2 separate regions of the Homo sapiens genome follow, and region 2 is linked to region 1. A link is a contact called in ENCODE Hi-C or POLR2A ChIA-PET data. All regions are on one chromosome and are shown on one strand. The core of a region is the stretch at or near the end of the contact, and the rest is flanking DNA. Distances in the headings are between cores, read along the strand shown. Region 1 holds the start of DCP1B (decapping mRNA 1B). Region 2 holds the start of CACNA1C-AS1 (CACNA1C antisense RNA 1).

The links. Hi-C counts contacts between places; a loop is a spot of excess contacts on that map. ChIA-PET counts read pairs that join two places held with the same protein, here RNA polymerase II (POLR2A). Pooled maps may share reads with other maps.
Region 2: a loop to region 1 is called in a map with no recorded cell type, with 12 times the contacts of the local background. The contact joins the promoter of CACNA1C-AS1 here to the promoter of DCP1B in region 1. A Hi-C loop is called at or near these places in 2 of 37 single-sample maps with no recorded cell type and 7 of 50 pooled maps. POLR2A ChIA-PET finds 5 or more read pairs at or near these places in 1 of 52 experiments (activated naive CD4-positive, alpha-beta T cell).

Annotation. Positions count from the first base shown.
Region 1 is chr12:2,002,331-2,007,138 of GRCh38, reverse strand. It overlaps DCP1B (decapping mRNA 1B), which reads left to right and starts at 2,682. Exons shown (of 9, transcript NM_152640.5): 1 at 2,682-2,857. The coding sequence starts at 2,708. It also overlaps a transcript of CACNA1C not described here. RefSeq lists enhancers at 2,407-2,636, 2,961-3,600.
Region 2 is chr12:2,688,242-2,693,135 of GRCh38, reverse strand. It overlaps CACNA1C-AS1 (CACNA1C antisense RNA 1), which reads left to right and starts at 1,979. Exons shown (of 4, transcript NR_045725.1): 1 at 1,979-2,067; 2 at 2,157-2,329; 3 at 2,926-2,996. It overlaps CACNA1C (calcium voltage-gated channel subunit alpha1 C), which reads right to left. Exons shown (of 47, transcript NM_000719.7): 46 at 4,357-4,689; 47 at 1-2,236. The coding sequence ends at 1,937. RefSeq lists a silencer at 1,250-1,519.

The DNA.
Region 1 (4,808 bases), core at 1,433-3,932:
TGAGAGAGTGTGACTAGTTCAAGAATTAATCACAAAATTCTCCATTGCCCATATTACAGATTAAACTTGTTTTTAGAAGCACATATGTGATTAAGAGCAAAGAGGTCAGTAACACTGGAAAAAGGTAGTGAACTAACATGGAAAGTTGTCTAGTCAGCTTTGTGTGGTTGCTCAGTTGCTGCAGCCCTATGTTTTTCAAACTACAGGTCACAATCCATTAGTTGGTCATGAAACCAATTTACAAAGTCACAAATAGCATTTTAAAAAATGTCTGTATACTTAGTATTGAAACATTTATTCTAGTTAATATCAGGTATAAATATATAAACATATGTTCTCAGTCAGACTGCAAATGACCCCAGCCTCAGTCAAAAAAAAGTTGTTTGAAAGCCATTGCTGTATTCTTCCCCACTGGGAAGTTAGGCTTGGGAGTCAATAGGACTGAGACTCCAAAATGCAGCTTAACCAAGAATTTCAGTACAATTGAAATTGTGACTGCAAAGATTATATTGCAACATATTATTATGAGAGGGTATGTGTGCCGTATCTATGATATTTCTATATCAAATAGGTAAGAATTTATGAATGTGAGTAGTAATGTCTGCACAGTTGTTCTAATATTTAATGCTAGATAAATGGTTTAGATCAACCATTCTCAACTTTTTAGTCTCAAGACTCCTTTACACTCTTAAAAATTATTTTTTTAATTACTTTTTATTTATTTTATTTTTGAGATGGAGTCTCGCTCTATCACCCAGGCTGGAGTGCAGTGGCAGGATCTCGGCTCACTGCAACCTCTGCCTCCCGGGTTCAAGCGATTCTCCTGCCTCAGCCTCCCGAGTATCCGGGATTACAGGTACCTGCCACCACTCCTGGCTAATTTTTGTATTTTTAGTAGAGACGGGGTTTCACCATGTTGGCCAGGCTGGTCTTGAACTACTGACCTTGTGATCCGCCCGCCTCAGCCTCCCAAAGTGCTGGGATTACAGGCAGGAGCCACCGCACCTGGCCCACTCTTAAAAATTATTAAGGACTCCCTCAGAGAACTTTTGTTTATGTGAGTTATACCCACCTATATTTACCATATTGGAAATTAAAAATAACTTTAAAGACCCCGGGCTATGTGTGTTTTGTTTGGAGTATATGAAGAAACTCTGGCCTCATATGTAGATAATGTAGTTGGAAAAGAGATGGATATTTTAATAGAGTTTTTCAGACAATTGTGGATATTCTTCTTGGATAATATACCAAAACTTGACAAGCTGGAGTTTCTCAAAGCTTAGCTGCAATGTACTATCTGAAATCCTATTAACTTTTCATACTGTTACATTAAAAATCCATTAGTCCACCTTGTCCTTGAATGGATCTTTTGCCTGTGCATGATTATGTAGCATGAGACATTGGTCTTTTGGAAAATACTGGACCACTGAGTTAAGCAGATCTTTGAGATATTGACACTTTCCATTATACAAGATTTGTTAAAATTGCGCTCATTAATATCATCACTGATCTCATCAGAAAAAAAAACATTAAGTACTGAGATGTCAAGCTCATGGCAGTAGATACACATTTTCTAAACTTTTAATTCTGGCTTGAAGGCTTAAAAATTATCATTGGCAGCAGTAATTGTCCCTTGTTTTCCTGAAAGTGACAGGCACACTTTATTTATTTTCAGAAAAATGTCTGTCAAGTACCTGTTTGAATAATCATAGTTTGCCCATCTTTCTTTCAAGTAAAAATGTTTTATGAAAATAAAAATAAAAACATGAATTCGGCCTACAACTCAAGCACAGAAGTATTTTCCTAGAGACAAATATGACACACTTCATTTTGCAGCAGACGTGCTTTATGCCTATTTCCTATTTTTTCATGCAGAATGTTAAAAAGAATTGTACCCAAGGATTAAGCTTCAATGAAATTAATAATTCTTACTGCTTATCAAGAACACCATCAGGTGACACTGGCTCTCTACCTTCTTCTTTTTTTTTTTTTCTTTTGTAACTGAGAGTGCAGATTAGTGACGCGTACTTTGACTAGCAATACAGTTTGGTGCCCCTGCCTTGATTGGGTTAAACCACCGGCGCTTTTAACCACCATTGTCTGCAAAACGTCACCACAGTGAACAAGTCAAATAAGTAAGTCTCAGCATTGTCATAAAAGGTTTTGTTTTTTTTTTGACCTTGCAGATCCCCTGAAAGGGTCTCAGAAACTCCCAAAGGGTTCCAGGACCACACCACACTTTGAGAACCACTGGGTGTTAGCGCATTCAGAAATCAATTCAGTTCTCTTTCTCTTCAGAGTTCTTGATGCTCGAGGCTTATTTATTGTGATAGATTTGATCACTGAAGCGCCAAAGAAAAGATATGCCAAGGGGTCGAACACATCCAAGAAGGAAATCCTACCGCACACACAGCTCAAAGGCTCGAGCGCGTAGAAAAACAGCTCTTGGAGAAAGAAACGGGATGCAGAGGGCAGGCCTGGGCTTGTCGTTGCCAGTGGCAACGATCCTCAGTGGGCGGGGCGCGGCCATCGATTAGTGAGGCCTTGCGTCTGTCGGCGGGCAGGAGGGTGGGGGTGACTGGAGCCGGAAGGCCTCCCGGGCCGTGTGGTCGCCGTGGGTTCTCGGTTGCGAGGCAGCTCGCTCGTTCTGCGATCTATTGAGAGTGGCTTCCAAGAGCCCCGTGCCTATGTCTGGGAGGGAGGGAAGATGGCAGCCGTGGCGGCAGGCGGCCTGGTGGGAAAGGGGCGCGACATCAGCCTAGCGGCCCTGCAGCGCCACGACCCCTATATCAACCGCATCGTGGACGTGGCCAGCCAGGTGGCTCTGTACACCTTCGGCCATCGGGCCAACGAGTGGGTGCGTGCGGACGCGGCGGAGCAGTGCAGCCCAGGGTTGGGGTGGAGGCGGGGGGCGTCAGACTCAGGACTTGAGGACCCGGTGAGGGGGAGGAGACGTTGACGCCCTGGAAGTGGGTGGATCTGGGGACTGAGGCCGAAGTTGTGGAGATGGGGTCTCGGGGGTTTGGGGGAAGGAAGGCGGATCTGTGGAGCTACCTGGAGTTGGGGAAAAGACTTAAATCTCTAACGTACCCAACGCTGGGAGACCAGACCGATCGGGTACGGCACCATAAGAGCCGAAGGAAAGGAAGGACCTGATACCTTATGGCCGGAAGACCGATGTGCTCGAGAAAGTAGAGCAGAGTTCTGTTACAGTGAATCTGTGGCTATGGGGGAGGCAGGGACAGCAGACGAATAAAAGTGCAGAGTTCTGATTTTGGAATGTCAGTCTTAGATGGGGCAAAGAGAAATCAAAACTTGATAGAAGGGGAGAAATCTGCAAGTTGTAAACTTAAGGGGAAACACCAAGAAAAGAGCCAACCTCGTCAAATAAAAGACAAAATGGGGCAGGGTCTAACACTTAGAAGGAAGCTGATGCTCTTGGGAAGATTATTACACGGCAGCACACCAAGTTCGATATTGGAGGTCATTTGGGAGCCAAATTATTTTAGTGCTCTTCTCAAAGCAGAGTCCCAGTAAATGGTAATGGAATGAAATTTCATTTTCCTCATAGTTAGAATGGGGTAGAAGCCTAGAACACTGGAATCCTGTTGCAGGGATTGCTGCTTGTAATTTTGTAACCCACCCACTCGAATGTAGAGACATGTAATTTTGTTTCTTTACTCATAATGAGTTTTGTCCAAATAATATTCATCATCCATTATGTATCACATACATGATATCCATCATTTTAAAATAAGTTACAAAACAGTATGGAGAACTTAGCCTTGATGAATGGATTTCAGATAAACTTTTTGTGTTCTTCAAGTCGGTTGTATAAACATCAAAACTTAATCTAGGAAAACATCCATGTTGAACAACTCTGTATTTTTTTTAACACCCACATTCATAAGCCTACTTATCTGCAGTATAGTTCAGCAGCCTGTAGTAAAAAACTCACCTGAAAATCATTAACATAAAAATAAAAAGACAAGCAAGAATGGGGTAGACAAACAGTTTTGCCCAAAGTTCTTAACGGAGGAAATTTGCCGGAATGGGGCAAAGAATTTAGGTCTGCTCTCCTAGTAGCCAAACACAAAAGGAGAACAGGAAGAGCTCTTTAATATTCGTTCTTCTGTAATAGAAAGTGTACCTCTTGATCAGGAGAAAGAGGTTATTTCCCCCTAGTTTCCAGGGGAATTTGTCACCTACTTTTTTTGTTTGTTTTTGTTTGTTTGTTTTTTCGAGGTGTCACCTTCGTTTTTACATAAAGAACATTGAGCAACATAGACAGTTTCCTCCATGGTAATTAAAAATATATAAAAAGATATTCTACATATGGCTATTTTGCTGCTCTGTAGAAAAATGCTAAAGGTATAATGTTATAATCCTGTAAAAGTAATTCCGTAGTAGAGAGATGAGGACCAGGGATGTATAGTTCTGTAAGTTGACTTGACACTGGGATTCGAGTCTGGAGAATCCCAAGAAACTGTCAGTATAAAGAGAGTAGAGCATTTCTCTTGAATAATAGTTGTTTCCTATAGGCTTTTGACCCTTATCAATGTGATAGATACCTTTTTAAGATAGTTACAGATGTTTATTAGATACCTAAAGCCTCATCAAAAAGCAGATGTGTCACAATGCATTAATTACAGGAGTTATGTTTTCCTGCTTGCTGGATATGTTGCCTTCAGACAGGGCATAATTCATTCAGGAAAAGGTCATTCTTTCAAAGTTCTAATCTTCAAGGCTGTGGTAGCCAGAAAAACAGAGAGACCTAGTTCAACTGCAGAGCAGTTGCTGGAGGCAAA
Region 2 (4,894 bases), core at 730-3,229, 690 kb before region 1:
ACCCAGCAAACGATTTTGGAAAAATTGAGGGAAATGTAAGCAAACACAAGATATGCAAAACAGTAATGTCCAAACCTGTTTGTGGAGAGCAGAATAATGACTACACTGGTGATACCTTTGCTCATTGTGCAAACTAAAGAAAACTTGTTCCCTTTCCCCCAACCACATATAGAAAAGCACTTGAGTTCAAAGGTAAAGCTTGTCACACTCCAAATACAAAATGATTTACTTTACATGCAGCAAAATATACAAGAAGTGAATCCGAAAACCAACTTAATTCAATTCATTATATTCGCTTGGCACAATTGCAATTCAGTTTTAAAAAAATATTTGAAAAATACTGAAACTGACCTGAATTCAAGTATAACGGTTTCTTCAACAGAAACATTATCAATGCAATAAAACATTACACGGAATATATTGAAGCAAAATGCCTTCTTGTGTTTTTCCCTTAAATTTCTGTCTTTTTTTAAAATACAGTTTTAATGCCAACACAACTCACAATTGTATTTTTAAATGAATATTATTGCATTGTTTTTGCATATCTTGTGGGACAGAAAATGCAAAGAGTTACTGATTCCCGTTTCAGAAGCAGAGACAGTGGTTTGTTTTTGCTTTCAAACGGCCCCAGATTCAGATCTTCCCACAGCTAAACCAGAAAGGGGGGACTGCGTAGTCACTGGTGTGCACGGGCACATGGTGTGGGTGCATATACACGGGCAGGACATATGCACACAGACAACCCACCACACACACACGCGTCGCACACACTCGGAGACTCTCTCGCGCATGCTCCTCTCTCCCAAACCCACCTGTACACCCAGCATAAAAAGGAACCCAACTCTATCACCCACATGTGCAAGACCACATCAAGTGCATTGCCAGTTACCTTTCCATTAGATAACCGAACCAAACCAGAACAAAAATAGGTTACTACCTAAGGAAATGATAACAAATTATTGGGCATACACAATGGTTGGTAAAACTCTCCTGCAGCGGCTTCTATTGAACCTCCGTGGAAAAAGGAAACCACAACCGTTTAAATAATACAAGAAAACCAAACCCGATGTACATTGGCAAAAGTGAAAACAGAAAGGTGAGGGGGCTACAGGACTTTGTAAACACTCTTCTTCCTCCCCTCCCGCTGGGAAAGCAAAATAAAACATTTAAAAAAAACCAAAACCGAAAAGAAACTGCAACATGCTGTCAAGAAAAGTGTCAAACCACAAAACAAAAGAGCGCTCAGCGGAAGCTCAGCACCACCTGGTTGGGCGGAGCCGGCGGCGCAGCTCCTCCCTCGCGCTGCCTGCGGGCCGGCGGCTGGCCGGGAGCTCGGCGTGGCCCGTGCCGGTCGGGGGATCCCGTCGCAGGTGGGCAGGGACGGAGTGAGCCGCACCACTGCCGGCCCGACGCCCATCCCCAGAGCTCCGCGCCCCTGGAGGCCTCCTCCTCCCTCTCCGGGCCGGGTTGGGGTCCTCCTGGAAGTCCTGCCCCGCTCCCTTCTCCAAATCCGCAGGGCCCTGGCTCTAGGGAGACAGCGAGGCTCGTACAGAATATGTGCAAATGGTTTCTACAAGCAGAGTCGAAAGACACCCGTTTGCTGTAGGGTCCTTTTGGTGAGGGCGCGCGGGAAGCCGGGGTGCTCTCCCCGCGGAGGCGCGGCCGGGCCCGGGGCCTGCGAGCTGGGAGAGGGCAGGCGCCTTCCTCGCGCCCCGGGACCCTCGCCGCCTCCTCTCCCCGCCTCTGCAGACGCAGCCGGGCGCCTTCCTCCCGGAGGGCGGCTCGCGCACCCAGGCTCCGCGTCTGGTCCCAACAGAAATGAATGAAGACGCTGTTCCGGTTAACTCCAGGTCACGAGAACAGTGAGGCACTTCTGAAACGAACCCATTAGGAACATTGAAACAAATAAAAAAAAGCCCGCATCTGGCAGCGCCCACTACAGGCTGCTGACGTAGACCCTGCTGTCCTGGAGCTCCTCCTCACTCGGTCGACCCCGCGCGCGCACACAGCCCGCGTCCTCTTCGCCCCCGGCTCGGTCCTGCCCCGCGTCCCTGCAGTTCACAAAGGGTAAGAGGGCGCCATTGGGGCTCTGTGGGGCGCCCCCGCTGAGGATGTTGTCGGCCGCGCTCTCCATCTCCTCTATGGTCATGTCGCAGGCGTCGGCCAGCTCCTGGGTGGTGACCTCGATGAACTTGGGATCTTGAGCAAACTGCCCCAGTCCTTCTGAAATCAAGACCTGAAGGAGCGGGGTGGGAGCCATGAAGAACCAAAGGAACATTACTCCTGGAGCCCAGCTCTTCCCTTGAGGGCTAGAGCGAGGGGGTATCTGGTAGGTCACTTGGGGAAGTGTGCGTGTGTGCACGTGTACGTGTGTGTGTTGGGAGGGGCACCCATGGGGAACAAGTGGAGATGGAGCATCTGCCAGAATTAGGGATGTGCAGGCCAGAGAAGTTTTGGCTGGGGTGGTCAAACACTGTCATCAAATATATGAAGACTTGCTTATGGCCCAGCACGGTGGCTCACACCTGTCACCCAGCACTTTGGGAAGCCCAGGCAGAAGGACTGCTTGAGCCCAGGAGTTCGAGACCAGGCCCAGGCAACACAGGGAAACTTCGTCTCTACAAAAAATTTAAGAATAATTAGCTGGGTGTGGTGATGCACACCTGTGATCTTAGCAAGGCCAGAGACTGAGGTGGGAGGATCATTTGACCCCAGCAGCGCCAGGCTGCACTGAGCTGTGATTGTACCACTACACTCCAGCCTGGGTGACAGAGCGAGACCCTGTCTCAAAAAACAACCAAAACAAAAACCAGAGAAGGTTTGGCTCTCAGAGGGGCCGGGGGGTTGCCCTGATGCTGTATCAGCAGATCCCAGCCTGCCTCTCTCCTTTCTGACACCCACTGAACCTTTATACTATTCTTTCAGAGAAACCATTCTCCCTGGTGAAACTGCTGAGACAGGCCCACTGCCCATTGCCTGCTGCTGCCTTTCCAGGGGTGAGGTATCTGTGCAAACACGGCGCATGCCCCTGCCTTGCTTCTGCTGGGAAGGGCCAGCAGGTGACCCTTAAGCTTCTCTGTCCTCCCTACCGGCTGCTTAGTGCCTGGCTATGGGAAAATCGGCTCCTGAGCCAGCGGGTCGGGGGAAGCTGAGTGCAGCCTGGCACTCGCTCCTTTCAGGCATCTGTTTGTCTTGCTCCTTGCCCACGCCACTCATTCTCTCCTTGCCCTGCTTAGTTTTTCTTTGGCACTCCTGACCTTCCTGATGTGTTATATATGTATGTGTTTATTATCTGTCTCTCCTCACCATGATGTGAGCTCATGAGAGCAGAAGCTCTGTTTCTCAGCTGTGTCCCTGTACCTAGAACAGGGCCTGCACATGGTAGGCGCTCAGGGAAGGTCTGTGAAATGAATGCAGGATGATCGAGGCCACAGGAATACCAGACTTTGAGAGGTAAACCTTGGAAGCCACCTGGTTTAACGCCCCACCTCCTGCACCACAGCCTGACGCCCGGATGAGCACAGTCTCTGCTTGGCTATGTCTGATGATGGGGGGCTCACTACCTTTCAGGCAAGCCCCTCTCATCTTGGAAGAGCTCATTTGGGAAGGTCTTCCCCATGTGAGCTGAAATCTGTCCGCTGGTGGGCTGAGCCTGCCACCCTTTCCCCATCCCACCCGTTGCAGGTGTGAGAGGTGTATCGCACCCTCCAAAGTCACCTCCTCTCCAGGTTTTCTTCCCGAATTCCCTGAAACGGTTCTCCTAGGAAATGGTTTCTAGGAACCTTGCCATCCTGGTCATCCTCTGTTGGGTTTGTTCCAGTGTGTCAAAGGTCCCTAATAATGTGGTGCCGGGATTGCACTAGATGCTCTGACCAGGCAGAGCACAGTGGGACTGAAAGCTCGCTTGTTCTAGGCTAGTGGCTCTCAACCTTGCTACACGTTAAAATCATCGAAGAGCTTTAACAATCATCAGTTAATCTGTCCCGGGTTTCCAAAGCTCCCCAGGTGATGCTCACGGGCAGTCAGGCCTGAGCACCTTGGATCTTGCCTGTCTGTGTATAAAGGCAGCCAGGCTCACATTTGCATGTCGAGCAGCTGCAGTATAAGGGATAAGTTGCTCAGTGGTTTCTGCCGCCCTCTGCAGTGGGCCCAGCCTCAAGAGAGCCCATAGCATCTTGTGCAGTCATGGCTTTCCGCACACGAGCCCTCCTGCAGCCCTGAGAGGGAGGGTCTTTCGGGCTCAGATATTGACTGCAATGAATTTGGCAAGAGCCAGGTGCTCCCTTCTCAGCCCCGCATGCCAAGTCCCCTTGTTGCCCGTGGCCTCTCCCCCCTGCCCATCTGCGAGTCACCTACCGCTTCCACCAGGCTGCTGGCACTGCCGTGGAACTGCCTCCCTGGGGCCCCAGCCTGGCTGGGCACCATGAGGGAGACGGGCCGGACTCTCCGGGCGGCGCTGCTGCCCCCGCCACCGGGGGTGGTCTCAGCCCAGGAGCCGCAGTGGATGGATGGGAAGCTGCTGTTGAGTTTCTCACTGGACTCGACCCCCTCAAGCCGCAGGGTGGGGACGGGCTGTGGGGGCCAGCCTCGGCTGCCAGGTGTGGCTGGTGGGGTGGCAAAAGGCCTAGGGAATGAGGCAGGGGAATGGCTTCTCTGGAGGAGGGGGCTCAGGCCTGCCACTGCCAATGCCTGCGGACACACAAGGAGTGTGAGTTAATAGGAGTGGCCGACCCCAAACAAGGCAGGCCCCTGCTTCTGAGCAAGCACTGCTTTGCAGCTGCTGTGTCCAGCTAGCTCCACCTGCCTGGTATTCCCATGCCATTATTTTCCCCTGTCGGTCCTATCTCAACCTGGCATGACTTTCAACTATCTCAAAATACATCTTAGGATCATC